Regions from separate parts of the Homo sapiens genome. Here region 2 is linked to region 1. The links are chromatin loops, found by intact Hi-C in ENCODE. Cell type or tissue: heart left ventricle. All regions are shown on one strand. Links, peaks and the distances in the headings refer to the core of each region. The heading gives the core; the rest is flanking DNA.

What was found. Peaks named below come from ENCODE experiments on the same cell type or tissue, not always from the same donor. Only the 100,000 strongest peaks of a DNase experiment are listed, where the experiment ranks them.
Region 2: it touches region 1 in a loop (4-fold over the local background); 8 of 110 quality-filtered maps call a loop at or near these places.

What each region holds. Positions count from the first base shown.
Region 1 is chr3:138,946,781-138,961,754 of GRCh38, reverse strand. It overlaps FOXL2 (forkhead box L2), which reads left to right and starts at 14,618. Exons shown (of 1, transcript NM_023067.4): 1 at 14,618-14,974. It overlaps FOXL2NB (FOXL2 neighbor), which reads right to left and starts at 14,538. Exons shown (of 3, transcript NM_001040061.3): 1 at 14,291-14,538; 2 at 12,116-12,235; 3 at 7,765-11,490. The coding sequence starts at 14,390. The coding sequence ends at 11,183. RefSeq lists a silencer at 14,374-14,602. In heart left ventricle, for the core only: no CTCF peak of the experiment used is centred there; DNase peaks (open chromatin) are centred at 11,443 and 14,484; H3K4me3 peaks cover 1,356 bases; H3K27me3 peaks cover 6,731 bases.
Region 2 is chr3:139,099,260-139,114,720 of GRCh38, reverse strand. It overlaps BPESC1 (blepharophimosis, epicanthus inversus and ptosis candidate 1), which reads right to left and starts at 10,536. Exons shown (of 3, transcript NR_026783.3): 1 at 8,300-10,536; 2 at 5,416-5,509. In heart left ventricle, for the core only: a CTCF peak has its summit at 2,711 (motif pointing left); a DNase peak (open chromatin) is centred at 2,700; H3K27me3 peaks cover 762 bases.

The DNA of each region.
Region 1 (14,974 bases), core at 6,831-14,830:
AGGTCTGGGCCTTCACACACATGCTTCCTCTTACTGGAATGCCTTCCCCACACCTTCTTTGGCTCCTACGCATCCCTCAGGACGCAGCCCCAGTATCACCTCCTCCAGGAAGACTTCCCATGTTTCCACAGCCTCAACCTTCCCCCATCACAGTATTTATCAAAGTAAACTGCTTTTGTCTGTTTACTTATCCAACTCCCCACTAAACTGTACCTCCCCAAGGGCAAGAACAAGACCTTCCCCTTCTCCAAATCCTCACGCCCAGCACGGGGCGTATAAAGAGGAGGTGCCCTGGATACACACGTTCACTCAAATGCATGAATGACAACTTCTACCAACCAGGGGGTGGCGCTAAAGGCAGTCCTTGGGAGATAGTCAATCTCAAGTAAACCCACTTACGTTGTAGAAGCTTCCTCCTCCCAGAAGGCAGATATAGTTTAAAGTTTGCAAGCATCCTGCTACAAAGCCCTCAGAGCTAAAAAAAAAAAAAAAAAAAAAAAAAAAAAAAAAAAATCTAGTGGGATCCTAACAGAAATCCCCTCCCAGGCATGTTGGGGGGCCAAAGTGGGTGGATCCCTTGAGCCTAGGAGTTCGCGACCAGCCTGAGCAACATGGCAAAACCCAGTCTCTACAAAAAAAATACAAAAAATTAGCCAGGTGTAATGGTGCATGCCTGTAGTCTCAACTATCCCGGAAGCTGAGGCTGGGGTCAGAGGATCACCTGAGCCCAGGAGGCCAAGGCTGCGGTGAGCCATGATCACACAACTGCACGCCAGCCTGGGCAACAGAGGGAGACCCTGTCTCAAAAAAGAAAAAAGAAAAAGAAGTCCCCTTCCAGGCAGGAAAAATGGAGAAATATCAGTAAAACATTTGGTTTTACTGGACTTGGCCAGGACTTGGCTGAAAGTGACAATGGGAGCTTGCAGCGTGGGAGAGCCATCGGGCATCAGGAAGACAGGAGGAAGGCGAGGTGACCAGTGTGCAGGACCCCAGCTCTCAGGAGCTGCTCTGGGCTTGCGCGTCTGTGCCCGTGCACCTGAACCCCGAGCGGCGAAGCCGGGGCTCCCCGCGGGCTTCCTGCATCGCTGCCTCCAGGAAAGACATCACCCGCCTGTCCCGGGCCCTGGTCCCCATCGCCGGCTGCCGCTTCCGGCGGGCCTCTGCGGGGAAGGAGCGCGGTACGAAAGTGAGGAAGCCCCCCGTCGCTGGGGTGAGCCCCGCTTCCGGTCCGGAGGGACGCGCCACGCTCGTCCTACACCCTGAGTCCTACACCCTGAACACCCGTCAGGCCTGGAACAACACCGGGAAACGTGCCTTCCTTCCTCCACCCAGGAACCCGGCCGGACTGCCCGCAGTCTTTGTCCTGCAGCCCTCTCCCATCCTGAATTTCCCGCCTCTTCATGCTACTGCCTCACTATCCATGAACACATACGAGGACCCCTAACATTTGTCCTAGATTCTTCCCCACCCCAAGTTTCCACAATAACTAATAATAATTGCATATCTAATCCCTTACCAGACTAAATCTTGATCTAAAAGAAAGAAGCTCTAAATGAGAAGTCCCCGGCATTCGCTCAACAAACATTTTCTGTCAGAGGTATTACACACCAGGCACTACTTAAACCAAAATGAATCAGAACACAGCCCTGCTCTCAGGGAGTTCTGTCTAGTGGCGGGAGATAGACAAATTAACAAATAAATTACAGCATAAAGTAATATCTGCTGAGATAAAAGCAAGCACAAAATTAGCTGGGTGTGGTGGCCGGCACCTGTAATCCCAGCTACTCAAGAGGCTGAAGCAGGAGAATCGCTTGAACCCGGGAGGGGGAGGTTGCAGTGAGCCGAGATCATGCCACTGCACTCCAGCCTGGGCAAGAGAGCTAGACTCTGTCTCAAAAAAAAAAAAAAAAGCAAGCACAGACAAGGTGCCATAGGAGCTCAAACACCAAGCCCAGCCTACTGATATATAGGATTGGGCCAAGAAGACCTCCAAGTCCTCTAAGAGGAGGCGACCCTTGAGCAGACTTGAAGGATGCACAGCAAGCAGCTGAGAAGACACTAATGGGCAACTCCCCTTCACCATGCCCAGTGGGGCAACCTGAAGGCCCACATGGCCAAGGCTGCACCTGGTTCAGTGTGAAAAGAGGGGTGTGCAGGGACAGAGCACCCAGAACGTGGATATGCTGAGATGACCAAATGGCCTGCTGAGGGTAGGGGCCAGGCCCAACTCCCCTTCAGAGCCCTGCTTCTGGCTACAGTAAACACTTAAGGAATATTTGTTAAATTACAGCCAATGCTTAATGATCTCTGTGGGCCATATGTGTGTTTTCTTCCAAACCAGACTAAAGAAAACTCTTCAAGGGCAGAAACTACCCTATATTTTTTCTTATGCTTGCCAGAGCACTTGGCACATACCTGGGCACCTGTCAGGTAAGCAGCTGAAATTTTCCCTTGATTAAAGCAATGACAGTCTATCCTCTGGTCCCCAGCACCTGCAATGGCATGGTGGCCAGCTCAGCCCTACTGTGGCCTCTCCTAGGAGACTTGGCCCTTACCAACAAGGCCTTCCCATATTGCCCAGCTTGAAATCCCTCCTTTCTTCCTCTTCCCTCCTGTAGCACCTGTGCCTTGGGCTGAGAGAGTTGTGGAGAGGCTTGTACCTGTCACCTGGGGCTTCCTGTGGGCAGAAATCATGCATTGCTCCGCTCTACTTCCCCACCCATAACAGTCATTGCACAGAAAAGGGGTTCAACAAATGTATGAAGAAACAAATGACGTGGTGGGGAGTTGGTGCTTTGTCATTCATTCTTTCTTTTCTTCTTTTCTTCTTCTGGGTGGAAGACATTGCCTAATATCGTTTAAGAGCCCACAAATTCAGCTATTTCCTAAATGACCCCTGGAGTTCCATCATCATTATCATCAGATATAAGAAGAATCCATCATTCATCCTGCCTGTCCTTCATGGGCCCGACCTAAGGGCAATCAAATGGTTGATAAGGAAAAATTTTCCTTTATGGAAGAGTTTTGTTAATTCCTGAAGATGGAATGCTAGAATTAAAATATCACTGTTTTGCAAACCCTAATGAATAATGGCTCTAGGTGGTGATCATCAATGACTGTTAAAAATCAAAATACAAACAACCCAGGCACTAGTGTTCTGATGGAACTACACAACACTATCTAGGAAGTGTTCTTGCCAGAACAGCAAACTTGAATCTAACCAAGCTTCTAGATCTACCAATGTACAGGAAATAAAGAGGACAGAGGAGCATGTTAAAGGATGTCACAGGGATGCGGTCAGCAAAATCCAGGTTGTGAGAAACTCTATAGGACAAGTGGCCCAGTGTCTTTAAAAGATATATTGCAAGAAGGAAAAAAAGAAAACAATGAGAGATATCTATAGATTAAAAGTGACACGAGACATATTAACCAAATGTCGTGTATAGTATAGATCTTGTTTGCATATTGATTCAAGCAAACCAACTGTAAAATCTCTTTGAGACAGTTGAGAAAATGTGAGCATTGAATACCATGAGCTGAGGATTCACTACACTAAAAAATCACTCTGTTTTTAGGTATGATGATAATATGATAGCTACAGTAGTTTTGGGGTTTTTTTAAGTATTTATATTTTAGGAATGTAAACTATTTACAAATGAAGTAATAGATATGATGTCTGTGCCTGGCTTCAAAATAATCCAGTGGGGGAGGGGTGAGGAAATGGATGGGGCTATAGAAGGAAGTGGATGGGGGTTCAGTGTACTATTCTCTCTCCCATTTTGTAAGTTCAAAATGTGCCACAATAACAGGTTAAAAAGAGATCAAAGGTACAATATAACAATGTTAATAAGAACAAATTAACATATTCATAATATTAATACTATGAATACATTACTAATCATTGTTAGGGTCTTTTTGTGTTTCCTCTGTCCCAGACCCTATACTAAATCTTTTCATACAATATCTCATTTATCTCTCAGGAACCCTGCAACATAGATACTATCATCACCATTTTGCAGATGAGGGAAATGAGGCAAAGAAAGGCTGGATATTGGGCCCAAAGTCACATAGCAAATAAATCACAGAGCCAGGATTTAAGTTGAGACCTGCTGAAACCTGAGCCCACCTTTGTTCCCACTCCACCATCCCACTTATGGGCATGGACTCCCTGAGGTATAGGCATCACTCTCTTTTTCACAGATGTAGAAGATGAGGCTCTGCTCAACAGTAACTGGTGAAGTTGAAAATCCCTGTGACCTTTCATCCAGCGGCCCCACTTCTTGGTAAACTGTAGCACATGAGCACTAGCAGACATGCCTAAGAATATCCATAGCAAGACTATTGGTAATAGTAAAGAATAGGAAATAACCCGATGTCTCTTAACAGGAACATGGATAAATAAACCACGATGTATTCATACAATGGAATGGTGCAACACAGGGAAAATGAATGGAGCTTGTGTTTGTGTGGCAACCAGGAACTTTTTCACAAACATAGGTTGAATGAAAAAGCAAGCACGTGTCTTTCTGCAACAGCAGGATACCATTTATATAAAGTTAGGAAATACAAAACTATATGAAGTATTGCCTAAGAATGGGTACACACACATAGTACAAGTGCAAAAACAGGTATGGGAATCTTAAGCACCAAATTTACCATGGTGATCACCTCAAGAGGGAAAAGGACAGAGAGGAATCGAAGAAGCCAGGGTCCTCAATTATATCTGTAAGATTTCTTTCTTTCTTTTTTTTTTTTTTTTTTGAGATGGAGTCTCGCTCTGTCGCCCAGGCTGGAGTGCATTGTAAGTCAGCCAAGCGCACTGGCTCATGCCTGTAATCCCAGCACTTTGGGAGGCTGAGGTGGGCGGATCATGAGGTCAGGAGATCAAGACCATCCTGGCTAACATGGTGAAACCCCGTCTCTACTAAAAAAATACAAAAAATTAGCCGGGCTGGTGGTGGGCGCCTGTAGTCCCAGCTACTCGGGAGGCTGAGGCAGGAGAATGGCGTGAACCTGAGAGGCGGAGCTTCCAGTGAGCCGAGATTGAACTTCAGCCTGGGCCACAGACCGAGACTCCGTCTCAAAAAAAAAAAAAAAATTAGCTGGGTATGGTGGCATGTGGCTGTAATCCCAGCTACTCGGGAAGCTGAGGCAGGAGAATCATTTGAACTAGGGAGTCAGAGGTTGTAGTGAGCCAAGATCGCACCACTACACTCCAGCTTGGTGACAGAGTGAGACTCCATCTCAAAAAAAAAAAAAAAAAAGATTTGTGTTAGTGTGGCTATGAGGAAACAGGAATGCCACACACTGTTGGCAAGAGTGTATTCTGGCTCAATCTATAAGGAATTTGGCATAATCTATCAAAGTTATAGGTGCATATATCCATTACCCAATCTTACACTTTCAGAAATCTTTTTATAAATATATATATACATACCTACAAAATGAGATATATGCAAGTTTATACAGTACTGTATTGCTTGTAAAAGCAAAGGATCAGAAACAACATAGATAGCATGCAGCTCTAAAAAGAGAATGCATTGATGTGGAAAGATCTAAGGTGCAGAACACTGTGCATTCAATGCTGCCATAGGCAAAAATTGAGGGAGTGCAGAAGAATGTATGTGGGTATGCTTGTATGTGCATAAACTATGTCTGGAAGGATATATGTGAAACCAGGGTCACTGGCTGCCTGTGAGAAGGGTGACTTGGGGGACAGAAGTGGGAGAGAAACTTTTCACTGCAAGCCTTCTATATTTTTAAATTTTGGTCCATGTGAATACATTGCCTACTCAAAAAATGATTTTAAAAAATTTAAAACTCTGAAGCAAGGCGAGCGTCCATCATTTCCAAGGCTGATATCAGTAGGAATTGGAACAGAGGTCTGTTAGCCACCCAACGGCAGTGCCTCTCAGCCTGTCAGCGGTGTGCATAGATGACAGTGCCAGGCATCAGGACCTCTGCTGCAGCTGCACTACCTCCTTCCGTGTGCCTCTGGATCTGAGTTCCCAGCACCTGCACGAGGAGGTCCCTTCCTGTTCAGATATGCTATGAGTCCCTGGTCCTCAGGAGTACTGCCTCCAAGCAAACGGCCAGGGACAAGAGCTTCCTGGAATAGGGAACATCGGGATCCTGGACTGTCCCCACCCAAAGCCCCCAAATCCTGACTACTGCTTCCCCAACAAAAACCTGCTTGTACCACCCCAACAGCCTGTCAGCAATTACCCCCAATTACAAACCCAGAGCCCAGCAAGACCTCAATTAGTCTAGAAAGGGGCCTGAGGAGGGGCCACCTGCAAAGCATAGAAAACCCACATATGGCCTCTACCCACAGAGTAGCAACACTCCTCTCAGTCAAGCTTAGGGGCTTGGAGACTTGGAAATTTGGTAACCTATGGCCCCGAGGAGGAGGCTGCTGGTTCTCCCTCCTGCAGTGCCCACTCCATGCAGGGCCTAGTCAAGCACTGTGCCTAGAGGGGCAGTTCCCCAGACTTCCTGCTCTCTCCCTGCTCAGACCACACTCATCCTCCCCACTCACCACCTTCCAAGGCAAACTGCAACATCTGTCGACAAACCTTGCAGAGGGATGCCCTAGGCATCAGCCTCTGAAGCCCACCATGGGCTTGGCTCAGCATGCTGGGAGGAGGACCAAATTCCCATCTCTTTCCAGGGAAGGAAAGCCTCTGAATTATCCTCTGTAGCATCCAGAAACAGGCTGGTCCCTAGTCCAATCTTAGTCCAATCTTCTGCAAATTCCGAGAGGGATCCCATTAGGTTGCTGAGCCCGGGACTTGGCAAGCTCTGAAGTCTTCACTAAATTGGCCCCCATCCTCTTCTTCTTCACAGTGAGTGTGCGTGGCTGTGGGAGAGAAACTGTGTGCATATGGGTGTGTACACAGATCTCAAATCTAGGTGTGAGAAGGTATGCAGAGAGGACTACAGGTTGATAGGAAATGAGTCTCTTACCCGGCAGCTAGATTTGCTCAGATGGAAGGGAGAACTTCCTGACCTCACGGGAACAAACAGAGGTACATGTACGGAAGTGAAATTCAGAGCCCACAGTCAAGTGGTCACTTATCAGCCAGGGGCCTTTGGCAAGTTACTCACCCTCTCTGAGCCTCAGGTTCCTCAAGTGTAAAATGGGAATAGTACCAATCCCTTAGGTTTCTCATAAAAATGAAATGAGATAATGCATGTAATGTTCCTGGCACAAAATAACTGCTTAATAAAGGATGGCTATTTTTTTGGCCAGGTGTGGTAGCTCATGCCTGTAATCCCAGTATTTTGGGAGGCTGAGATGGGAGGACTGTCTGAACCCAGGAGTTCGAGACCAGCCTGGGCAACACAGCGAAACCCTATCTCTACAAAAAATACATAAATTAGTTGGGTACGGCAGTGAGCACCTGTAGTCCCAGCTATTCAGGAGGCGGAGCCCAGGAGGTCAAGGCTGCAGTGAGCCACGATCACGCCACTGCACTCCAGCCTGGGTGACAGAGTGAGACCTTGTGCAACAAAAACCAAAAAACAAAAAAGCTGTTTTTTCCATTTATAACAACAGTAATAACAAGTGCAGCTAAATAGTGGTTTTTAGAGAATGCTATCTATAAGGGAAAGGCCCTGTTAAAGTATGTCTGTCTATCTGTATATCACTGTATTTGGTTTTATCACTTTGGAAACTGTTTGACTGAATCTATTGAAACTAAATATATGCCTACTCCTACAGTTCACTCAAGAGTAGTAAAATACCCTTCACAAAAAGACATGTACAACAATGTGCACAGCAGCTTTATTTATGATATCCAAAAACTGGAAACAAATGTCCCTCAACATATGGATGGATAAGCAAATACTAGAATATTACACAGCAATAAAAAGAAATAAATGTCTGACACATGCAACAAGACCAGTGAATATTAAAAATATGTTGCACAGAAAAAACTAGACATAAAGGCATACATGCTATATGCTCCATTTATACGAGGCTCAAGGCAGGCAAAGGTTATTTATGGTGATAGAAATCCAAATATGGTTTCCCTTTTGAGGCAATATTGATTGGAAAAAGATATGAAGGAACCTTCTGAAGTGCCAGAAATGCTCCATATCTTGATCCAGGTGGTGGTTACATACTGCATTACATGTCAGAATACATCAAGCTGTATATTGTTTACCATCTGTAAGTTATACTGCATACAAAAATATGGAACAAGGCTAAATGCCCATCAACCAATGAGTGGATAAAGAAAATGTGATATATATACACCATGGAATACTACTCAGCCATAAAAAGGAACAAAATAATGGCATTCACAGCAACCTGGATGGAGCTGGAGACCATTATACTAAGTGAAGTAACTCAAGTATGGAAAACCAAATATCCTGTGTTTTCATTTATAAGTGGGAGCTAAGCTATGAAGATGCAAAGGCATAAGAATGACATAATGGACCAGGCGCAGTGGCGCACGCCTGTAATCCCAACACTTTGGGAGGCCAAAATAGGCAGATCACTTGAGGTTAGGAGTTCAAGACTAGCCTGGCCAACATGGTGAAACCCCATCTCTACAAAAAATACAAAAATTAGCTGGGCATGGTGGTGCATGCCTGTAGTCCCAGCTACACAGGAGGTTCAGGCAGGAGAATCACTTGAACTCAGGAGGCTGCAGTAAGCCAAGTTCATGCCACTGCACTCCAGCCTGGGCAACAGAGTGAGACTCTGTCTCAAAAAGAAGAAAAAAAGAATTATATAATGGGGACTCGGGGGGGGAAGCGTAGGAGGGGGATGAGGGATAAAAGATTACACACTGGGTACCGTGTACAATGCTCGGGTGACAAGTGCACCAAAATCTCAGAAATTACCATTAAAGAACTTATCCATGTAAGCAAAAACCACCTGTTCCCCCAAAACTGTTTAAATAAAAAATAAAAAACTGACTGGGCATGGTGGCTCACACCTGTAATCCCAACACTTTGGGAAGTTGAAGCAGGCAAATCACCCTGAGCTCAGGAGCTCAAGACCAGTTGGGCCCACATGGTAAAACCCTGTCTCTACCAAAAATACCAAAAAAAAAAAAAAAAAATTAGCTGAGTGTGTTGGCTCACACCCATAGTCCCAGCTACTTGGGAGGCTGAGGCTGAGATGGGAGGATCACTTGAGCCTGGGAGGTGGAGACTGCGGTAAGCCAAGATTGCACCACTGCACTCCAGCTTGGGCAACAGAGTGAGACCCTGTCTCAAAAAAAAAAAAAGTGTTTCATAAAGTTATAGTGCACACATACACACACACATACACACACACACACACACACACCCTATCTTGGCATGAGGAAAATCTCCAAAGGTAGAACAGTAATACAAAACTCAGCCCTTCTCCCTCCCTTCCTCTGGACTTTGTGCCAGCTAGGCATCTAAAACTGCCTTCCTCCATGGCAGTTGCCTATCATCTTTAGAAAGTGCCCGCTTTGTGGGAGAAAATTGAGCCAGGAATGAGGACCAAGGGGGAAGGGCTCTCTCTGGCATCCCCTCATGGGTTAGCGTGCGGGTGGAGACTGCAGGCCTTACCTTGCAAGCCAGCTGCCCTGAATGCAGAGACTTCTCTGTTTCCAGTAAAGTCTAGTTTGAATGTTTCAGACAGGTCCTCACCATGACTGGGAACTAGGGAGGTGTCCTTGCCCTTGCCTAAGGTTCAGCACCATGGCCATGCAGCTATAATAACCCCAAATGGCAAAGAACTCTCAGATCCTGAGCTGGCTGTCAATGATCAAACCGCTTTTCCTCAGCTACAGTCCCTTTCTTGGAAATTCTAACTTCATTATAACTTCATTATAAGGAAAGTGGCATTTCCCAATTCTGTCCAGCAGAACCATTTTCTAATTCTATTAAAAGGCATTAAGCCCATCCTGGTGGGGAGCACTGAGTGAGAAGTGGAGGGCAGAGTCTCTGCCCATCAGCGCTTACAGTCTGGGTGTGGAGAAAGGCAACAAGGCAACTTTTAAGAACACATCATGTTCCCCAGCAAGCCTGAGGCCTACTGGCAAGGCACTCACTGTTCAGAGCTGAACAAAATGGCTTTGGGCCATAGATGTCATGAGGGATATCAGAGGAAACTTGTCAGCAGCTCCCACCACCCTAGAATCCGCCTCTGAGAGCATCCCACGGGTCTTTGGAGGGAAGAGGGCCTCACTTGGCCCAGGACCCAGACCCTTCTGCCTTTTTCCCAGTTGGCCTCCACCATGAAAAAGGCCGACAACTGCCCTGCATTCTGCCTGATTGACGATGGGGCACATACTCCTTGGGACAAAATGGTGTTGGAGGACTCATACCCCAACATCAGCAAGGTAAAGAGGAGCCCAGAGCTCTGGTCTACTGCCTCTCAAGCCCTTCCTGGGGGAGAAAGAGGGGAGCTCAGTGAGACACTTAACAACAGGAAACAGCTCTCATGTGTGAGTTCTTCCCAGAGTAGGAGGTCGCTTCTCTTTCCTCTTCCTCAATATCTCTCTCTCTCTCTCCACTCCCCTATTCTCTCCCAAGCACATATGTGAGTAACTGACTTTGCTAATCCCAACCAGGCAGACTAATACCCACTGGCTTCAGACCTGGTGCTATGTGGGTGTCTGCTGCTGCACCTTGTTGGTCTGAGCAGCAAACTCAGCAGAGTTTCGAGACAGAGATAAAGCCTGTGTGAGTGGCCTGTGCATGTTAAAGTGTATCTGGAACGTGCTCAGTACCTGAGCTTCTCTGTGGTCTGTGCGGCAGTCCCATCATGAAAACACCCAGGTGGCAGCCCAGTCACCCGAATCACAGGCCAAGGACATCAGAGAATCAACAGGCTTCTCGGAGTCAGGCTTGTAAACCTGGAGCCCATTGGTCCTTCTGCACCGTGAGATGCGAAAGTGAGCAGCGTGTGAAAAGCCTTAGGGTCTGCACATTGGCTTGACATGTTTTCCACCAACATGTGCAAAATCTGAATTAGTACGTGTAGCTGGTGAGTGTGAGAGAAGTAGGAGGGGAGGGAGAACTAGAGGGGATTTGGAGTTGACAGAGGGAGAAGGAGAGAGAAGTGGATGGAGTAACGTGACCTGAGTGGAGGGACACCGAGTCCCTGAGGTGTGGGTGCAAAGGGCCCTGTGAGGGGCCGGGAGGGAGTGAGTGCTGACAGTTGTTGAGGCGTGGAGTGTATGGGGATGTACTAATAGACACAGTGAAGCTTCCCTTTGCTAGCCAAGCACCGCAGAGGCCATCCCTCCAAGCAGAGGGTTGCAGCAAGCTCTATTCTCTCCCGCTCAGGAGCGGGAAGCCGCCGGGTGTTTCGGGGTCCCGCTAGGAAAGGGGACAGCGGAACCTGGTTCAGGCAGCCGGCGGCGGCGCGGGACGAGCTGAGTGGTTCTAGCGAAGCGCTGCCTGCCTCAGAGCAGCCGCGACGCTTCCCTAGTAGAGCTGGGCCGCCGGAAGCCCGAGGCGCGGGCGGCTTCTGCCGCTGTTGCAGGATTCCCGGCCCTGGGGAGAAAAGCGTCTGTATCAGAGCCGTGTAGATTGCTCGCGCCGGCTGTCGGGACCTCCGAGGCGCGGGGCCAGGCTGCGAGGAGGCGCGGGAGCTGAGACTGCGCTCAATCGGCGGTTCACTGGAACCGTATCCGCAGGCGGCGCTACGGTGGGACCACGGTCAGGAGGCGCCGGTGGCTGCTGAATTGCAGCTGCGGGACCCTGGAAAACTGGGGCAAAGAGGCAGTGAGTTCTGCCCAGCCCACCACCCTGGCCTTTGGAGGTGAGCGCCGCCCCAAGGTCACTAAGCCGGGGGCCCTGCGTCGCCCCAATGCCGCGGGGAGAAAAGGAACCGGCCCTGGCGTCCACAAAACCTAGGCACAGTATGCCCTGTTCAGAGAGGATCCCGACCTCGCCAGCAACCAGCCTACCTCCGAAGGTTGAGAAGTAAATCAGGGCGCCCCGCACCGTTTCCTGGAGCGCCCGGTTCACCCACCTCTGGCTGGGCCGGCAAGGAGAGGATTCTGTTCTCTCCCTAGATTCCTCTATCTCCAGCCCGAAGCCCCTGGCTTTTCCGCAGAAGCCTGGAGGGGACCTGAAAGTAATCATTCTGCCAGCTTTCCCGCCCGCATTTTCTTGCCTGTTTTCTGAGCCTTCGAATGCCGGACAGCCATGTGAAGGCACATCTTGGGGAGACCGATTCCAGCCCTTCCCAGGGTGCACGCATCAGGCATCCTCTTCTTCACCAGGGCTGGGGATTCTGTTCCTCTACGGGACAGTCAGAAATCAGTATTTTCAGAGCAGAACTCCTTTCTATTCTGAAAATCCTTCAGAGGAACTCCTTCATTTGCCCCCAACCCCTACACACACACACACACACACACACACGCACATGCATACACACACAGGCTCTTTAAAGGCTGAAAAGGGAGCCGAGTGTGGAATTCAGGGAAGTGATGACACACACAACAATGCTGTTACACCTGGCTGCTGCAGGGCTGAGCAGCGGAAATGCCTGTGAGAAGAAGAAAGAAAGACAGAGAGACGCAGAGAGCCAGCCTGGGTGGTCAAGAAAAAAAAAAAGGAGAGAAAAGGAGAGAGGAGCCCCCACCAGGATGGGGCCAGACCCAGCTGTTTTTCCCCCTGCCCAGGCCCTGGCTGGGGGAGGATAGGCACTGAGGCCAATCTGCAGCAGCCCCAAACCGGACTCACCACTCCCACCCAAAGCTTGGGCAAGGATGGGGGTAAGGAAGAAGAAAAACATCTGCACTCCTGCTCAGAAAGCAGCAGCAGGGATTCTGCGGAAGTGCTGCTTCCCCCATGTCTGTTGGGTGCAGTGGGAGACCGCCCATAAAAAAAACCAAGCTACTTTGGGGATAGCCTTGCTCCCTCTCATCCTTGTGACCAGGCAAGGGCTGCCCTGCTGACCTCTCTGGTGTCATCTTCAAGATGCTGAATTCCAAAGAGCCCTACCACCCTTGTCCTCCCTCCCTTTCATCTCAGAATGCAGATCAGAGGCCTGAGTGAGCAGCAGACAACACTTGTAGATGGCCTGTGGATGCTGGAACCACAGGCCGCTGAAGGCTCCTTGGGCTTCAGGAGAACCCTCAGAGTCTAAACAGCCTGGGAGGAAGAGGCAGTGACAGGCATTGAGTCAGCCACTCCAGACATGCCAATCACTAATGCACAGCTATATGACATCCATTCAGTCCACCTTCCTCCATAAGGTGGCCTTGCCCCCCTCCTCAGCACCAAGGAGTTTGGGGCTTGAGGATTCAAAACACTGGCCATCTCTCTCATACTTTATGACTGCAGACTTTTTGTTTAGGCCAAGTTAAAAGGCACTGTTAAGGAGCACACTGTTAAAAGGCACACCTGATTTTCCCTGAAACAATCTCTGTACATGCTGAAATAATTGGATTCCCATCAGAATTCTGCTTAAGGTAGGTGACAACTAACTCCTGATTCTTTGGAGAAAGATCAGAACAAATGTCTCATCAGGAGAGAGATTTGAACAAGTCCCTCCCTCAGCCTGATGTTTGTCTTCCCAGTCTGTGGCAAAATACATACACTGGGAGGGAAAGAGGCATCGAAGAATTGTGAAAGAAAGGAAGAAAGGGGGGAAGGAAAGAAGTAAGAAAGGAGAAAAAGAGAAGATGCTATATCCACCAGCTACATTTACTCTAATACTTGATGAACATATTACATAACTATCAGTATAAGTGTGTTTTACCTCGTAAATACAAATCTCACACCTTGTACATGTGCATACCTGTGTTTCTGAGCAGCACACATGCACCTGGTATCTCACCCATCTCAAGGACAGCTCCTCTCCATGACTTCCATATGTGACCCCTGTGCACACACATACACAGTCCCGCAAAGTCCCGGGCAACAGCCCCGCCTGTGTTAGTGCAATAGCTGAGGGGCATCTACTTGGTGCTGTTAAAGCACACATCCAACCTTCACTCCAACCCCGTAGGATTAGTACACGGATTCCTGGTTCCTAGATCCACTGGTAACGCAGGGAGAGGCAGAGGTGATTCAGGCGGCGCCCCTGACGACTATTTCCAGAGATCCTCTCCCCTGCCCCATTCCAGCCCAGTCACTCTGAGAGCGCGAGGGACAGGCCAGGCCGAGGCTTCTTCGTACAGTCACACCCGTTTCTGGGCTGACTTTCCCAAAGCCTCAGAGCAGCTCTCCCCACCCTACCCCGTCCAGCCCCCTCGCCGTCTCGCCCCTCCCCAGCCCCGAGCTAGAAGTTCAGCCTCAAGACGGCAGCAAACGGCAGAGCAAAGGAGTCGTTTTCTTTCACCTGAAAGCCGCGAGGAGGCTTGGAGCGCCTTTCCTCGCTGGGGCCCGAGCTTCCTGGGCTTTGGCCGGGTGCGGGCAGACCCCACCGGGGTCCTCGTCATCTCCCAGCCCAGCCCGCAGAGCGAGTACCGGCAGATTTCAAGGGCGCGTGAGCCTGGCTGTCGGCTGGGCCCCTGAGGCTCGCTGGGCGGGGGCAGGCCGGTCCAGGCTGTGCGGGGCGTTTACAAAAAGTGACTTGGAGATGAACTCGCCCGTGCGCGGCTGGCCGCCCCGCTATAGGGGCGAAGGCGCCTGACGCAAGCGGAACTCGGTGGAGCCCATACGAATCAGAACAGAGCGAGGCTCCTGGCGCACTAGGGACTCCAGGAGGCAGCTCCGCCAGAGACGCGGGTCGTGCTTCGGGAAACCGGGGGGCGGGGGGAGGGGAAGAGCGCAGAAAAGAAAACCCACCAAGGCGGGGACTGGCCTGAGCGGGGAGGGGCGGCGAGGCCGGAGCCCCTCTCTGTTGGGCGGACTCCCCATGGCCAGAGGCTGAGCTCCACTCCCGCCGGCCGCTCCCTAGGGGAAGGGGAAGGAGAGGGGAGAGCAGCGACAGGCCTCCAGCAAGCAAGCGCGGGCGGCATCCGCAGTCTCCAGAAGTTTGAGACTTGGCCGTAAGCGGACTCGTGCGCCCCAACTCTTTGCC
Region 2 (15,461 bases), core at 2,589-10,588, 160 kb before region 1:
TAAATATAAATATACAAAAATTATATATTTATATTTAAATATATATAAATATATATATTTTTTAAAAAAATAAATAAAATATATAAATATAAATATATATTATATATATTTATATTATATATAATTTATATTATATATATTATAATGTATATTATAATATAATATATAATATATTATATATTTATATATTATAATATATTATATATTATATATAATATATTATATTGTATAATATATAATATACTATAATATATATTTTTATATATTATATAATTTGTTTTATATATTATATATAAATTATATATTTAAATATAATTAAATATATTATATATATTATATATTATATATAAATTTCATATATAATATATAATTTGTATATATTATATAATTTGTTTATGCCAGTGTCACCACAGACACACAAGTAATGCATTGTGCTTCGACATTATGATGGCTACAGCATCACTAGGCAATAGGAATCTTTCACCTCCGTTATAATCTTATGGGACCAGCATCCTATATGCAGTCCACCATTGACTGAAACATCATTACGCAGCACATCACTGTGTGTGACACACACACACACACACACACACACATTCTATTGACGCTATTGTTCTGGAGAGCCCTAATACAATTTCTCTCCCTGTTCTGGATTCTACCTTGGCCACCCTTTCCTAAGGTGCATGGGTGCATAAACACACACAGATGATACCCACCCAGAAGTAAACTTTAGGTCTTTATTCACCCACAGACACCTGTGGTAAGTCCAGATGATACATACAGTTGGAAATGGGTACAAGGTCCTGGACAAGGTGACCTCATGCCAGTCCTCCCTCAGACTAATTTACAGATGGCAGCCTCCCTGACGGCAGGCAGGTGGGGTAAGTGCTCTGCCACCTACTGAGTGCATATTCTTGGACATGCAACTTGACTTCTCTGAGCCTTAGCTTTTTCTTCTGGAAAATGGGGATAATAATACTATATGTGTCACTGGATTATTAGAAGAATGAAAGGAGATAGAGTGCCTAACGCAGCTCATCGCTACTCCCAACAGGACAGTTCCAGTAATTCAATGTTATTCCCTCTTATGGTACACACCCATGTCCACACTGTCCAATCTATAAACAAAAAGACTGTTAAACAGGGCTTACGGTTCGCTTCACAGAGGCCTCAGGAGAAGTCTCCATGCTTGCTTTTAAATCAACTCTTTGTTCCCACACAGACTGACCACCGTTATCTCCTTTGACTCTCACTGCATCATGCAGTAGCAGGTGGCTAACCCCATGCACCAGGAAGGAAAGTGAAGCACAGGCACAGCCCATGACACACTTTGTGTGAGATGAGCTGGAACCTGCAGCTCCTGGCTCCAACTCCTAAGAACTCCTCTACTCAGCAGGGCTCTGCAGGTTCCCACTGGGTCCACTTGTGCAGAAGGGATTGTGAGGCCGCCCATGCCAGAGGCAGCTCCCTGCACCCTCAGGAAAGGCTTCCTTACCTCTAACCCAGACCTTCCTGGTCTGCTCAGCCTGCTTCTTTGGACTTAACTGGAGCTGCCACCCTTAACCACATCTATTCCATGTCTCTGTTCTTGTATTCTCCCAAATATCCAGAGCCCAGTTTCTTTCCTTTCTTCTCTCTTAAGATTTATTCTCCAAGCTTCAGCCTTACAAATCTGCCCTAGCCAGAATCTTCTGGGGACACAATAAAAACACAAACAGTTCTTCACTTGAGGCTTTCTCTTGGCAACCATGTGTAAAGACTCCCAAACAACAGATAAAATAAGTTAATCTGGTATTTAGGACATTGTCTGAACATGGAACTGGACCAACTGGAGAGGCAGGGTGTGTCCAGAAGGACACAGGCAGGGTGTGTCCAGAAGGTGGTCAAGAACCTGCCTTCTACTCTTCTCTCTGCTACTACCCAGGTGGGCTTGGGCAACTCATTTTGCCTATTTGTGCTTCAATGTCTCCAGTTATGAAATAAATGAGTGAGTTGGATAGAGTTGGATAATTTCTAACGTCCTAAATATCTAGGATTCTCTGACATACTGGTTCATCCTCATATATAAGTTATCACTTACATAAGGAAGAAATCTATATCATGGGTGTTACTCTTGTCCCAAGCCTCTGGCAGACATCACTGGTTGACAACAGCATTCTTTCCTTCTAAGACAGACCCAGCCTCAGAAGCTTTCTCTACAGAGCACTCCAGTAGCTACTACCAATCAACCAGTACAAATAAATACAACTATTTGTATTAGAAACATTCAAGACCCTAAAAGCTTGTCCTCATCAGGATCCTCCAATACTGCCCCACCCAGGTGTGGGGCCTGCTGGGGCTCTGCAGTGTCTCTGAGGCTGGATTTCAGGACTCACTCGTCTCCCACAGATGTCTGGACCATCAGGCAAGCTGGACCTGTCCTGGTCACTCCATAACTCCCTGGCATCTGGTGCCCACAACCCAGGACCCACAGAAGCCTTGGAAGATGTCTCAGAAGCAGAAACTTCTGTCCTAAGGAAAAATTCCAGAGAAGTGGAGGCACAAAGTGTGGGCCAGGGCATTGCCAGACCCACCCCAGGGCTGCCCAACACACACACGCACACCACACCCACGCTCTCTGTCCAGCTCAGGTATTCACGCGTGCACACACACACACACCCGGAGAAGAGCTCCGGGGTGAAAACGTCCTGCAACAGTGCCATCTAGTGGGAGCCGGGGTCTGTCCTGCCCTCACAGGTTTCCTCCGCGAGCCCCAGGGAGATGGTCTTAAGATCCAGAGATGTGAAAGTTGTGGCTGCTTCTTGTGAAGAAAAATACAAAATAAGCAATAACGGGAGACTCTGTCTACCTTGGGATGTCTCACTGCCCCCCTCAATTCGCACCTGTACACAAGGCTAACTGGCCCAACCACCACCATCCCTCTATCTACAACACATCCCCAAATCCCTGCTCTCTGCCTTCAGCCCTGTGAAATTCTGGCCCCCTGGGGTCCTGCTACAGCCCCTTCTACCCCAGCATATGGTCTCTGACTCAGTCACACATTTCCAGGAAACATGGGGAGGACTCTAGCCAGATTCTAGCTCAGCTATTCCCCAGTTTTGTAGTTTCCTACATCCGAACCTCAGTTTACTCTTCTGTGAAATGGGAGAATGTCTTTGTGACTAGGTTGCTGTGAAGATTAAACAGCCTTTTCCAGAAGGTCTCTGGCTGTGATGCCTGAAAAATCCCAGCAGCACCAAGGAGGTTCACAGCTCTAAGATGGTCAGGAAGGCTATTTGCTAGAGGCCAGGATAGTTCTCAACCCTACAGGGGATGGAAAACCCAGACAGTCCCTCTCCCTCAACACTGGGAACTCTGCCCCATCCCTCTTACATGGGTGGGGTAAGACCACATCCTTTTAAATAATTAAATACAACATAGGATCCCAAGCAGGAGAACCCCTCCTTGCCTTTTAGAGACTATGGGAAGATCTGTCAGAGCTTAATGCTTTCAGGCTGGGCGCAGTGGCTCACACCTGTAATCCCAGCACTTTGGAAGGCCAAGGCAGGAGGATCACTTTGAGCTCAGGAGCTTGAGACCAGCCTGGGCAACATGGCAAAACCTCATCTCTACAAAAAAAATTCAAGCTGGGCATGGTGATGCACACCTGTATTTCCAGCTACTTAGGAGGGTGAGGTGGGAGAATCACTTGAGCCCAGGAAGTGGAGGTTGCAGTGAGTTGAGATCGTGCCACTGCACTCCAGCCTGGGTGACAGAGTGAGATCCTATCTCAAAAAAAAAAAAGGAAAAAAAGAACTTAATGCTTTCAGGTTCAAATGTTTCCAGCCAGTGTAACAGAGCAGAAATACTATCACTGATCATGGCAGAGGACTTTAAGAGGAGGAAGAGCATTACTAATCCCTCCTCAGCAAAGGAGACTTTTCCCAGGGGTCTGGGAGACTAGCTGTACACAGAGGGCTTCTGTAAGGAAGCCAAGGGACAAGGAGGCCCTGGAAGCCAGGAGGCTGCTGTGGCTGAACAGGAGGAGATGGAACAGTGTTGCTGATTCTGCAGCCTGAGGATGATGACACCCCAGGCTCCAGAATACAGTGTCCAGCCACGCTGCCTGCTTGCAGAGGAAATGAAACCCTGCCCATTCTTCATACCTGTAGGAAGGGGAAGAAGCCTTAGGTGGTGCTCCTAAATGGCCTGTGTTGCTAGGGAAGGACCGCTGGATACTGAAGCAACCACGTCCAAACTCAACTTCAACGCTCATTCATTCGCTGCATGGGTGGGGGCCCAGAACACAAGCAGCTTCTCAAAAGGAAGCTTCGTGGCTAGGCAAAAGCTGAAAGACACCTCCTGAAAGTGAAAACGTAACCAGCAAATCTAATAAAGTCGGCCCCAGTGAGAAACCTGCAAAGCAACCAAGATGACATGAACAGCAACAGCCAGGCCCTTCCTGCGCCGGGGGCAGGTGCCAACAGCATCAAAGTCCTGTGGGCCAAGGGCCAAGAGCATCAGAATCTGGCAGAAGAGACAATTCCTCTCTAGACTTGGCAGATCCAGTCTCCCAGTGTGAACCTGCCTTTTGGCCTGAGAGCCAGCAGCCCCAGCCTACAGATACAGTGTCCTTGCCTCTACCTGAACTTAATTCAAACCATTCTGCTCAACCCTAATTTGGAGCTTTTATTAGGTTTTAAGTTACACTATATATGGCACAATAGAAATATTTTTTCAGTGTTAAATTGGAAACATACCACAAGAGGATTTTTTAAAGCCTTTTACAACATTGTAGACTGAAATGTCTTCAACTCTCCAACCAAAATCTAACCAAGGTAACCTTCACAGGAAAAACTTTGATATCAAGAGAGGTATGTATCCTCTGGAATGTGCTTTTCTTCCTCTTTTCCAAAAGCAGTCAACAATATTCCTCTAATCAGTCTGCGGTGTGTTAGCATTGAAAGTAGGCATACTCTGGGGGTATTCCCAGGAGAAATAATGGCAGATATAGGCAGAATAAAATCACCATGCCCCCTGGCCTTTCAAATGAACATGTCCATCACCACCATCTGTCATATAAAGTGAGGCCTGGAGAGCAGGTCGTGCTCCGAATGGATCAGGCTAGGGTTCCTTGCTTGCCTCACACTTGAAGCACTCTGTACAGGAGACCATTTCCGTGGCAAGAGAGGGGCTAGAGACCAGGACACAGATGGTCTAAGCTCCAGGTGGCCCAGAAGTGCTTATGCTAAGAAATGCTTGGGCTGCCCCGCTAAGAGCAGCTCCTCCACCTAGCACTCCTCACACTCTTAGATGAGGAGCTCCGGGAGCTCATTTGCATCCTGGCTGTAGCCCTGCTGAACATCATAAGGACAGCCTGTTGAAGGACACAGACTCAGGCATATGACCTGGCACATGGCAGAGTCCAATACCTACCTTTGACATTTTGGACCCAACTTGGAATTTTTGAATGATTATAGTTGTCTTTTGAAGAAAATCAAGGCAATGAATAAGCGGCAGCTGATAAATGCTGGGAGAAAGAAACATGACAATCATGAGAATATGCCTATATTTGACCCATACAGAGCAAACTAATTTCCTTTAATTATACCAAGAAACCCTGAACTCTAAAGCCAGAGCATCACTCTCCAAGGTTGCTCTTCACCCCTGTGATCTGACCCTTTTCTCAAGGGCAGAGCAGCTGGCCAACTTGATGCCACTGATACCACAATAGAGGCACTGCAAGCACAGGTCCAGGAGGACAAATGGCCCCTCTGGAGAACTGGGACAGGGTGGGTTCATTCCTCAGTGCACTGGGTAGGATGGGGCTGTGTTTGCTACCAACCCCATAAGCCAACTGGTCAAGTGACAAATGCTGAACAGAATAAAAACAATCTGGCCCCTCCAAGCACGGGGCCTGAGGTTGCACAGGCACCTCTGAGAGGTCCCATTTGAGGATGTGCCCAGCCCACAGCTCTGCCCATGACCCCTCTAATCCTGGGGCTTCCCATATGCCACAGTCAGCACTGGGTCTGGTCCCTGCTCACTGCTGTGGGTATGGATCTTGGTGCTGTGGGAGGCTCCTGTGGGGCTATGGAAACTACACCCTCATGGAATGGCAAGGGATGTGCACAAGCCATGGGCCCGAATGCTGTATCATTTGGACACACATTCCAGGAGGAATTCCAAGCAGAAAAAGGCTTTGGGCTGGGAAAGGCATAAAGAGCTCCCAGAAAGACAGGCCTAGAGTTGGGCCTTGACTGATGGGCAGAAAAGGGAACGTATTTAAGGCAAATGGTATCCGGCCACTGCTAAGACATGGAGATGGGGATGACACAGTGTGTTCAGCAACAGCCACTGTGGGACAAGGCTTGCCCTTGGAGAGGAGCAGGAATAAGTAAAATTTCATCCTCCCAACTTCACTCCCTGGTGTGTCTCCATCACTGAGAGTCCCTTGAGGGTTATCTTCAGATCTAAATGCCACCTGGCAGAGAGAGCAGGCTGGGCTGCTGGAGGAGTGCTGAACCTCCCCTCCTGGCCCAGGCTGAAGGCTTTCACAGCGACTGAAGACTTGGGAGAAGCCGGCTAGTCCCACTGCCCTCTCCCCCACAATCTCGGGTGGCTGCTTCTCCCATTGATAACTCCCTGAGATCAGGTTCGCTCTGCCCTGCTTCCAGACGTAGGGGTCAGAGTGAGCCCTGGGCCTTGGGCACAGCCCCCAGATGCTGAGCAGGTTGAAACCAGACTGGGGCCCAGCCCCCTGCCTGCCCTCGGCCTTGGGAATATCACTGCCCAGGATGGAAACCCAGGGAGCCCCACTGCATTAGAAGGCGGGGGATGGAGCAGTTCAGACCCCTAATGTCAGGAAAAAGTGCTGGTCTGGCTTTCACCTGACCCCTACAAGAGGAAAAGGCCAAAGGTCTGAAGTGGCCCATGGCAGGCACAGCAGCCCCCCAGCTTCTGGGATCTGCCGGGCCTCAGTCTCTTGCTACAGCACCAGTCTCCCTTAACCAGACTCAAGCGGCATATCTGTTAACCCAGCTCACACCCCTCCACTCAGTCCCTCCTACCTCCTTCTCTATCAGCAGAAAGGGGCACCTGGGAGCTCATCTGGGGCTGCCGCACATGCTGGGTTCTCAGCCCACCTCCTCCACCTTGCTCTGCCCTAGGCAGGCGCTGCCAGACCCCACTGCATGGAGCGAAGGACAAGAGCGCAAGGGCCCAGTCCCACTCAGCTCATAGCCCCCAGTGACCAGCACAGGACACTAGGAAGGAACCATGAGCCAGATGAGACCAAACCAGCTCCTGCCCCCAAAAAAACCTATCTGGGGAAGCTGTTGCTCCTTTGTGTACATAATGAAGGATGAGCAGATTCCCACTGCCCAGGACAGCACTGGCTTATACCTGTTATCTCTGTCAAATTCACTCTCAAAAGGATTCTACTTGAGATGCTAAATTATGTGGTTACCCTGTTTTACCACTTGCAAGGCTAGCGAGTGCTCAACACAGGATTAGAACCCAGTTCTAATTAGAACCCAGGCTTCAAAGCTCAGGTCCTACCCACTTAGATGTGATGACTAGCAAAGGCTTGAGGGAGGAAGATGGGAAGCAATCTGGGTGGTGCTTCCATAAAGAGGAGCCTACAGGCAGCACAGACAAGAACAGGAAAAATGCTAGAAAATCTCCTATGGCCTGTCACATGGCCACAGGCTGACAGATGAGCAGGAGAAGAAAGAGCCTAAAGGGCAGAGGAACAGTGCTGCAGAGGTGGCAAGCAGCCTGACCCTCAGGGCCGGGAGAGACAGCCTTAAAGACTCTGCCAGTGATCCCTGGCTAAATGCTAAGATGAGAAGAGATGTATTTTCAAGTAATGGTCTGTTGTCTAATGTCTGTTCACGTTGGCATGAACGAAGAGGTTTGATCTCTGGTTAGAAGCTGGCTATCTAGGACAGCAATCAAAGCCGGACATGACAAGTGCTTAAAAAGACGCTGGGTGGGTGGAGGACGACCCATTCTTCCTCTGGAGCACCATGGACATCTGCTGGGCAGGTCATAGGCAGGCCAGGGTGAAATGTGCAGCCTGGAGACTCGGGGAGGCCTGCAGTGGGGCATGCCACTGCACCAGGAGTTTAGGCATTAGCCCCTGCAGCTTGCAGTGCTGGACCCCATAGTAAACTGTGAGGGCTCCCAGGGCAGGGGCACCATGTGGGCAGAGCCCGGGGCACAGGCTGGAGGTCTTGGCCTGAGAGGGAGTGTCACAAAGCCCAAAGAGGCCCCTAAGCCATCTTTCCTGCCCCACTCTGCCTCCATCTCATCTTACCTTAGCTCCTCTGAAAGGTCCTCTGAAATCCCACTGCTAAGTGGCATCAGGATCCCCTAAATTTAATTAGAAGCCCCTGTTATACAGTATCATAGACTCTGCAATATTCTTTTAGCCAAGGAATTTTATCACCATTTATAAATAGAAATGTGTTTGTTTGCTTATTAACTGATTGTCCCCACTATACTGGAAGTTCCAAAGGGCAAGGACTGTGGCTGTTTTATCCAGCAACATATCTCCAGTATCTAGCACACAAAATAAATGTTTGCAGAGAGGCTGAAAGCATGAAGACATGACTGAAATTCCACCATTAGACATTGTTCCTTAGGTTCTTTCACTTATTCAGGCAACCCACCTTTATTGAGCACCCTACTATATGCCAGTTGGGAAAAATAAGATTTAAAACAAAAATTCTTCTAAGATACAAATAAAATGCCCACAGGAGAGTTCACCTCTAAGATACTACCAGTTACATTAGTGGGAATTTGTTTGGTCAGCTGCATTCCAGAGGGATAGCTGGTTCAGAGGAGGGCTTGGAGAGGAAGAACCCTGGCAGAAGAAAGAGAGGATTCTGCATGCGGGGACATGGAAGAGGAAGACAAGCCCGAATGTGGCTCTGGGCAAAGGTGAGAATCTGGGGGCTCGGGGAGTAAACAGGAGGTGCCAAGAGGCTGGGCAGGGGCACACGAAGGGAGGGACCACACAGGGAAGATCCACCTCACCATTACCTAACATCACCTCCAGGACAAGCCCTGCATTACATATTTTCTACACATCAGCCCAATCAATCCTCATAGCCACACCAAGAGGTAAGCAGTGTTATGTCATCTCACAGAGGGGCAGCTGTGGCCGGAGGAACTGAGTGACCTGTCAGAGAACACAGGTGACTTGGATTCAAACACAGGCCTGTTGACACTCAGCCCTTTCCCAGCCCGGGGCTGCTTCCAGGGCAGCCTCCATCCAGACTCTGTGTGGGGACCTTCATGTCAGTAATTACAGGCTACAGCACAGCTTCCGACGCTGGTTTTAGGAAAGTGTGCTTGGCTTTCACCACAGAGAGCAGGAGGGAGCCACCACCTCCCGGGCTAATCTCACCAGTCAAGGCCTCGGGCCTTGCTTCACAATCAAAAGACCTTGAGAATAAAGGGGCAAGGGTGAAGAAAGTAAATAGTACACACACTCTTCACCAATTGCTCTTCCCAGCTTGGGATGGTGGTCAGTGCTGGTCACTAGCCATATCAAAACCAAAGGGCCGGAGGTGGGGGAAGACCCCAACGTGAAGGGCAGAGCCTAGAGGCCCCATTGGTCAGAGAGGGAAGGTTGCTGGGAGGAACTGTGCATAGCAAAAAAAAAAAAAAAAAAAAAAAAAACTCTTTCCCTCCACTCTCTCCACAGAACTCTTGCCCCTCTCAACCCCATCGGTCACACATAAGCAGCTGTGGTGGCAGGGGCAGCAGCAGGACAAGGTAGCTCTCCATTGTCCTGCCTGTCTCCAGACAAGAGTGTTTGTTGAGAATGGGCAGAAAGGCCAGGCCCCAGCTCCCAGAGGGGCTATCAGGATGTGGGGACAGCAGAGGGGATGCTCAGAGAAGCTGGAGCTCAAAGAAATCAACCCAAGGACTGAGCAGCATGGCCAGATCCCATGTTTTGGGATCCCTGCTAGGGAAGCCAAGGCCACACAAGGAAGAGATTTTGTTCCAGCCACAGAGTGAGGAGGGGAGCTCTGGAGCAGGGCCCTCAGGCCTGGATACCTCCACACAGTCCTGCAAATCGTGTTTCTCGTTGTCTGATGGTATCCCAAGCCCACTCCCTCCAAATCCACTGGGTAGAAAAGGGATAAAGAAGGTATGCAAAGGATATGGGGGGCTTGAGTAGCCCCAAGGATGTGTCTCTCCCTCACTCCCAAGATTTGTGATTTGATCTCTTCCTCCCATATTCCATGGATGTGGTCATGGACCGGAAGCTGAGTTCCTAGTCCCACCCACCCTTTCTCAGTCACTGACAGAGAACAAATGGGAGTCCAGAGGAGGGGTGGAGAGAACCCAGGTGCTTGCAGTATGCAGACCTGCATTTAAATTCAGGCTCCATACCTGCTGGCGCTCTGCCCTTAAGTCACCTTGGCTGTTTCCTCTTCTGTAAAACAGGGGACAGTAAAAGCAACTGCTTCAAAGGACTGCGAAAGGACCCAACAGGCCACGTGCCACGAGCACACAGCAACGTGTTCCTCTTCTTCCTTTCTGTGAAGAAACTCCCCTTCCCACCCACCCACCCATGCAGTCCCTTAGCTTTCAGCAAACACCTCTACAGATTCTTCCATCAGTCACAACTTGGCTTCAGCATATAATATCAAGATCCAATAACAATAACAAAAAGAATCCAACACAAGCACATCTTTGATGAGCCCCTCTGTGGGTCAAGTCATACAAGGGGTGTGAGGATGCTAATAATCTGGTTGGGGAGACCACAGCATCAGCGGGCATATAGCAGACCCTTCAGAAAACTGACCAATGGCTCACATAGCCAGTTGACAGTCACTCTTATCCTCATTCTCCTGTTTTCACAATAGGCTGTCACACCCAGAGAACGTGGGGCAGAGAGACTTTAACGGACTTGCTTGAGGTCACCACAGCAGGCTGGTGCCAGAGATCAGGGCAGAGTGGGTTTATTAACAGACTTATCCCTGGCTTGGAGATCAAAATGGCTTGAATTCTCATCAAAAAGGCTGTGTGACCTTGAGCAGGATACTTAACCTCTCTGAACATCAGTTTCTTCTGCAAAATGAGGTGACACCTTTGTCCCAGAATAGAAGTGAGGTCAAGTGTGGTGTGAGGCACTTGGAGGGGCTTAGCGCCTGCCCACCCTAACCCCATCTAAAGTAGCCAGAGGATGGTGACGCAATTAAAAAGGCATGAAGTGCCAGACAGCAAGGTTCAGTTCTAGAATATCCTTAGAAGAGCAGCAAGAAAATAGAAAACCACACAGGAGCTTGTTTTCAAAGACAAAGAAAAATATGATTAAGCAGTCCTGAGAATGGTGTTATAAAAGAATGAAAATATTTTCCTTACTAGGGCATTTGTAGGTTAACAGCTGATAGGGAGGTGGGAGCGGCCACCACAAGGCCACCAGGCACTTCCAGCACCACAGTGTGAGGATCCTTGTGGAGGATCCAGAGCTAGGACCAAGCAGCCCCAAAGGCCAGCTGTGTAAGGGAGCTGTGTTGTTTTAGGGCCTCTGTTTTCCAGCCTGTGAAATGGGACTGCCCCATGTCCCCACGTCTGTCCAGCCATGGCTCCTTTCTATTGATAAACTGGACTACAGCCACTGTAATTGCCATCTCAAGGTCAGGTGGAGGGAGATGGTATAGCTGATATAGGCTCAGAAAGGTTAAGGATTGCTCCTGAAGTCACACAGCTGAGAGAGGTATGGCGAGACTGCATCAAAGCCAGAGTGGTCCCACTCTGCCACATGGTGTCCCCATCTGGGGGGACTTCGCATTCATTCCGCCCCATGAGCAGTACTGAGATGAGCCAGACATCCTCTGGCCCATAAGCAAGCTCTCCCAGCAACTCCAATCCCACCTCTCACTTGGGGGCCAGCATACCTAGTCCTGTCAGCTCTACCTCTCTCCCTGCACCTGACATAACATGTGGGAATTTCCTTTTGGTCCTCACCCTTGCTCCCTCTGCTCAGGCAACCATGACTGGTTTCCTGCTCCTCTCAAATTCCTTTCCTTCCTCGCACCTTCTCTTTCCCACTGCTGCTGGCCTGACCCAACTCCCCACATCTGGTTCCTGGGTCACAGCAAGCACCCTCCTGACCTTGCACACTCTTTCTGCCCCTCCATGATTCCCCCACCGAAATCAGCTTCTGCAGAGCACCACTAAGCTATGGCCCCTTCCACCCACATACCACCCCTCCCCTTGGAATCCTCCTGCACATCCCCACACCCGCCAACTATCTGATACAGTTCATAGCTTTTCACATGTGCTTACAGCCTGTCAGTGTACCAACATTCTCCCCAGATGCACACAGTAGTTGCTCAATATGCACGTTGATGATATCTACTTTTGCACACTGGTCTGATTTACATCACTGGGATACCCTTTTGCTTGCAGGTTCTACCCAGAGCTCTGAGGGTCTTTCACCCAGCAGGGGCCAGTCCCACAGCGTGTGCCCCCACAGCTCACTCTGATCCATCCTGGGTCCTGCCACTCCTGGGTCTTCCAACCAGGCTCTCATAACGGATCATACCTGCTCTGAGGGGAGTTCACAGTTTAACTAAAGGGACTCAGAGAGGGCCCCTCCCTTGTCCCAAGAGGAGAGCCCCACTCCCCTTTTCCCAGACTAATTTACTGACCTCTGAACTGTAGGAGTGCAGGGTGCTCCACCCCCACTCCACCTTAGGACACAGGCTTACAAAACTTAAAACACTTCTGTGTCCTCAAGATAATCTTGGGGAGGAAACTGAGGCTCTGAGAGGGGTGTGCTCTAGTTGCCCAGGGCCCCAGTTCAAATCTTGGTTGTTGGTTGTTCTGACCCTTTCCATTACACCATCCCATTCCTCTCCATCCAAATCTCCTTGGAGGGGATGGCAATTAACCCTCAGTCCCTCAGAGGACCACCAGCTGCAGATCCTAAGAATCAGGAAGGTACAGTACCAAAGGCCTTTCCATGACATCTCCAGTTTTCCCAGGTCCACCTCAGAGGGACTCTGTCAGGTAACCACCACCCAGGAGCAGCTGCAGGTGCTTGAAAAGGTCTCCCTGCTGGTGTGATGGTGACCAGGGGACAGGAAAAACACTGTCTTCTAGGAGCACAGATGCATTCCCCTCCCCTCTCTGCAGGTGGCCCCTGGGTAGCACTCCCAGGGGGCTAGGGGGAGGATCTGTGAGAGAAGCTGCCTGTTAAAGTGAGCAGGGGCCATGGGCAGAAGGTCTTTTGTCTACCCTCTCTGTGCTGCACGTGCAGTCACAGGCAGGGGAGGAATTGGGAGACGCTCTGAGTGCTTTGAAATATTCAAGCAATGAGACCTTCCTGAGCAACAGCTGCCACTTTGACACTTATAGAAAGTGCCCAGGCCTAAGCTGCGCAGATCAGAGCTGGGCCCCTGACGGCCTACAGTCAGGTGGGCGCAGTCAAAGCAGGCATTTCTGCTTCAGGCAGCAATCTGGGTCTTCGAGGAGCTGGCTGGAGGATCTGCAGCCCACCATGCAGCAATCTATATCACTGCCATGGTTTTCAGGCTACTCATGTGCTGTGCTCCAGACCCTGTGCTAAGCACTGAAGATCCAGATGTAAATGAGATGTGGGTACCACTCCCACAGAGTCTAGGCTGGTGAAGGAGCCCAGTCCCACGTCCATGTGCAGAGGGCTGTCAGTGGGTTAGAGGTGCAGATCACTGAGCCTGCCCACTCCATGCCCTTCTGTGGGACTTGGCCAGCACAGATCCTCTGCTGCCTGGGCTGCCACATGGCCTCACCAGCCCAGTCCCAGCTGATTGGACCAGGGTATACACTGGCCCAAAAGTGGCTAGTAAAAAAATTAAGGGTCCAAGAAGAGTCTGGCTTAGAGAATTGGGGTTTGAAAAGCAAGTAAGTTAGAGTGGAGAAGGCTATGGGGCCAGTTGAGGTCAGAGAAGCCTTGACAGCTACACACAGGCTGAAGAAGCAGAACCTGTGAAAGGCCTGGGCTTAGAGAAACAGAGGGCCAGATAGTGCTGACTCTAGGACCAGAGAGGCCAGAGGGGTCAGGGCAGGGCTGCTGAATGTCTGAGGGGCTGTTGAAACCTCAACAAGTCTGAGGCCAGACTGGGAATATAAAGCATCTTCAGGACACAGGCCAGAGCTCAGTATCATTCAATCCACGGGAAAAACATGACCTGGCCAGTTCCAGGCCCCATGCTAAGATGACGACAACTTGGCCTGTGCCCTAAGGAGCCCACAGTCTGAAGGAAGAAGTGAAGGTTAGTCTGATGATGGCAGCACAGCGACCAGGGCTGGGAGACAAGGAAGTCCCAGAGGCTGGGGTTGGGATCTGGAAGCTCATGGCAGGTAGGCAGGTCAGCCTGCTTTCCACAGGGAACTTCATCTCCAAGTCCAAAGCTACCTTGACAATGGGGTAGTCCTAGATATAGACCAGGTTCACTAGGTAATAAATGGCTCTGCTTGCACGGCAGAGCCCAGGGATGCACTCAAACGACTGGTTCATTCAGGCCCCCAGCAACCTCAAAAGGCTGGTTTGTCCACTGCCCTTTCCTGTCCAAAAAGACTCTGCTTGCATACCCATTCATCTGGCAGTGGCCAAGGCAGCTCCTCAAACCAGCCTAGCTCCAGCCTGCACACTGACTGCAGGCACAGGAGTGGATGAGCATTTGGAAAAACTCAATCAAAATGATCTCTACAGGGCCTATGGGAGAGGAGGAGGAACAAGTGACTGACCCTTTTGCATTCAGATTCTTAATCTGAAAGGAAAAACAACCTGCTCCATGAGGTTGTTCTCAGCAGTACATGAGAACATGCAGGCAGAGCTAGCTTTCAGGGCCGAGCATCCAGTAAGTGTCCCGCTGCCATTAGGGGGCTGGCCTGGCAGTTCTGCCCTCTAGACTAGAGGCTGTGTCTTCTTCTTCTTTGCACCCCCACCCCAAAGGTTTGTAGAGCTATTGAGGTATGTATTTATTTGTTTATTTTCTGCTTTGTTCTGAAGACAATTGGTTAAATTATTAGAATCAAGTGGCTACAATAGTCTATGTTTTGTTTCTTTTGTGATTGTTGTTGTTGTTGTCTCACTTTACAAAGAACTAACATTAACTGAGCAAATTTGATTTGACAAACTAGATGGCTTACATACATTACCTCATTTGATTCCAGTATATTGTAGAAAGAAAACATGTTACTTCAAAACACATGATAGAATACCTTTCAGGAAGAGAACTGTGTTGGCCTAGGGAACTAAACCTCCCTAAGCCTTAATTTCCCCATCTGCACAAAAAGAATAATAACTGTACCTATCTCATGCAGCTACTGTGAGGATTAATTTAGATAATACATGGGAATCAATAAGCACTGCACTTTCTAGTACCAGTGCCTAGAAAGTACTGAGCCTAAAGTAGAAACCCAATAAATATTTGTTCATTGACCCATTGATTGATTTGCACATAGTAAAC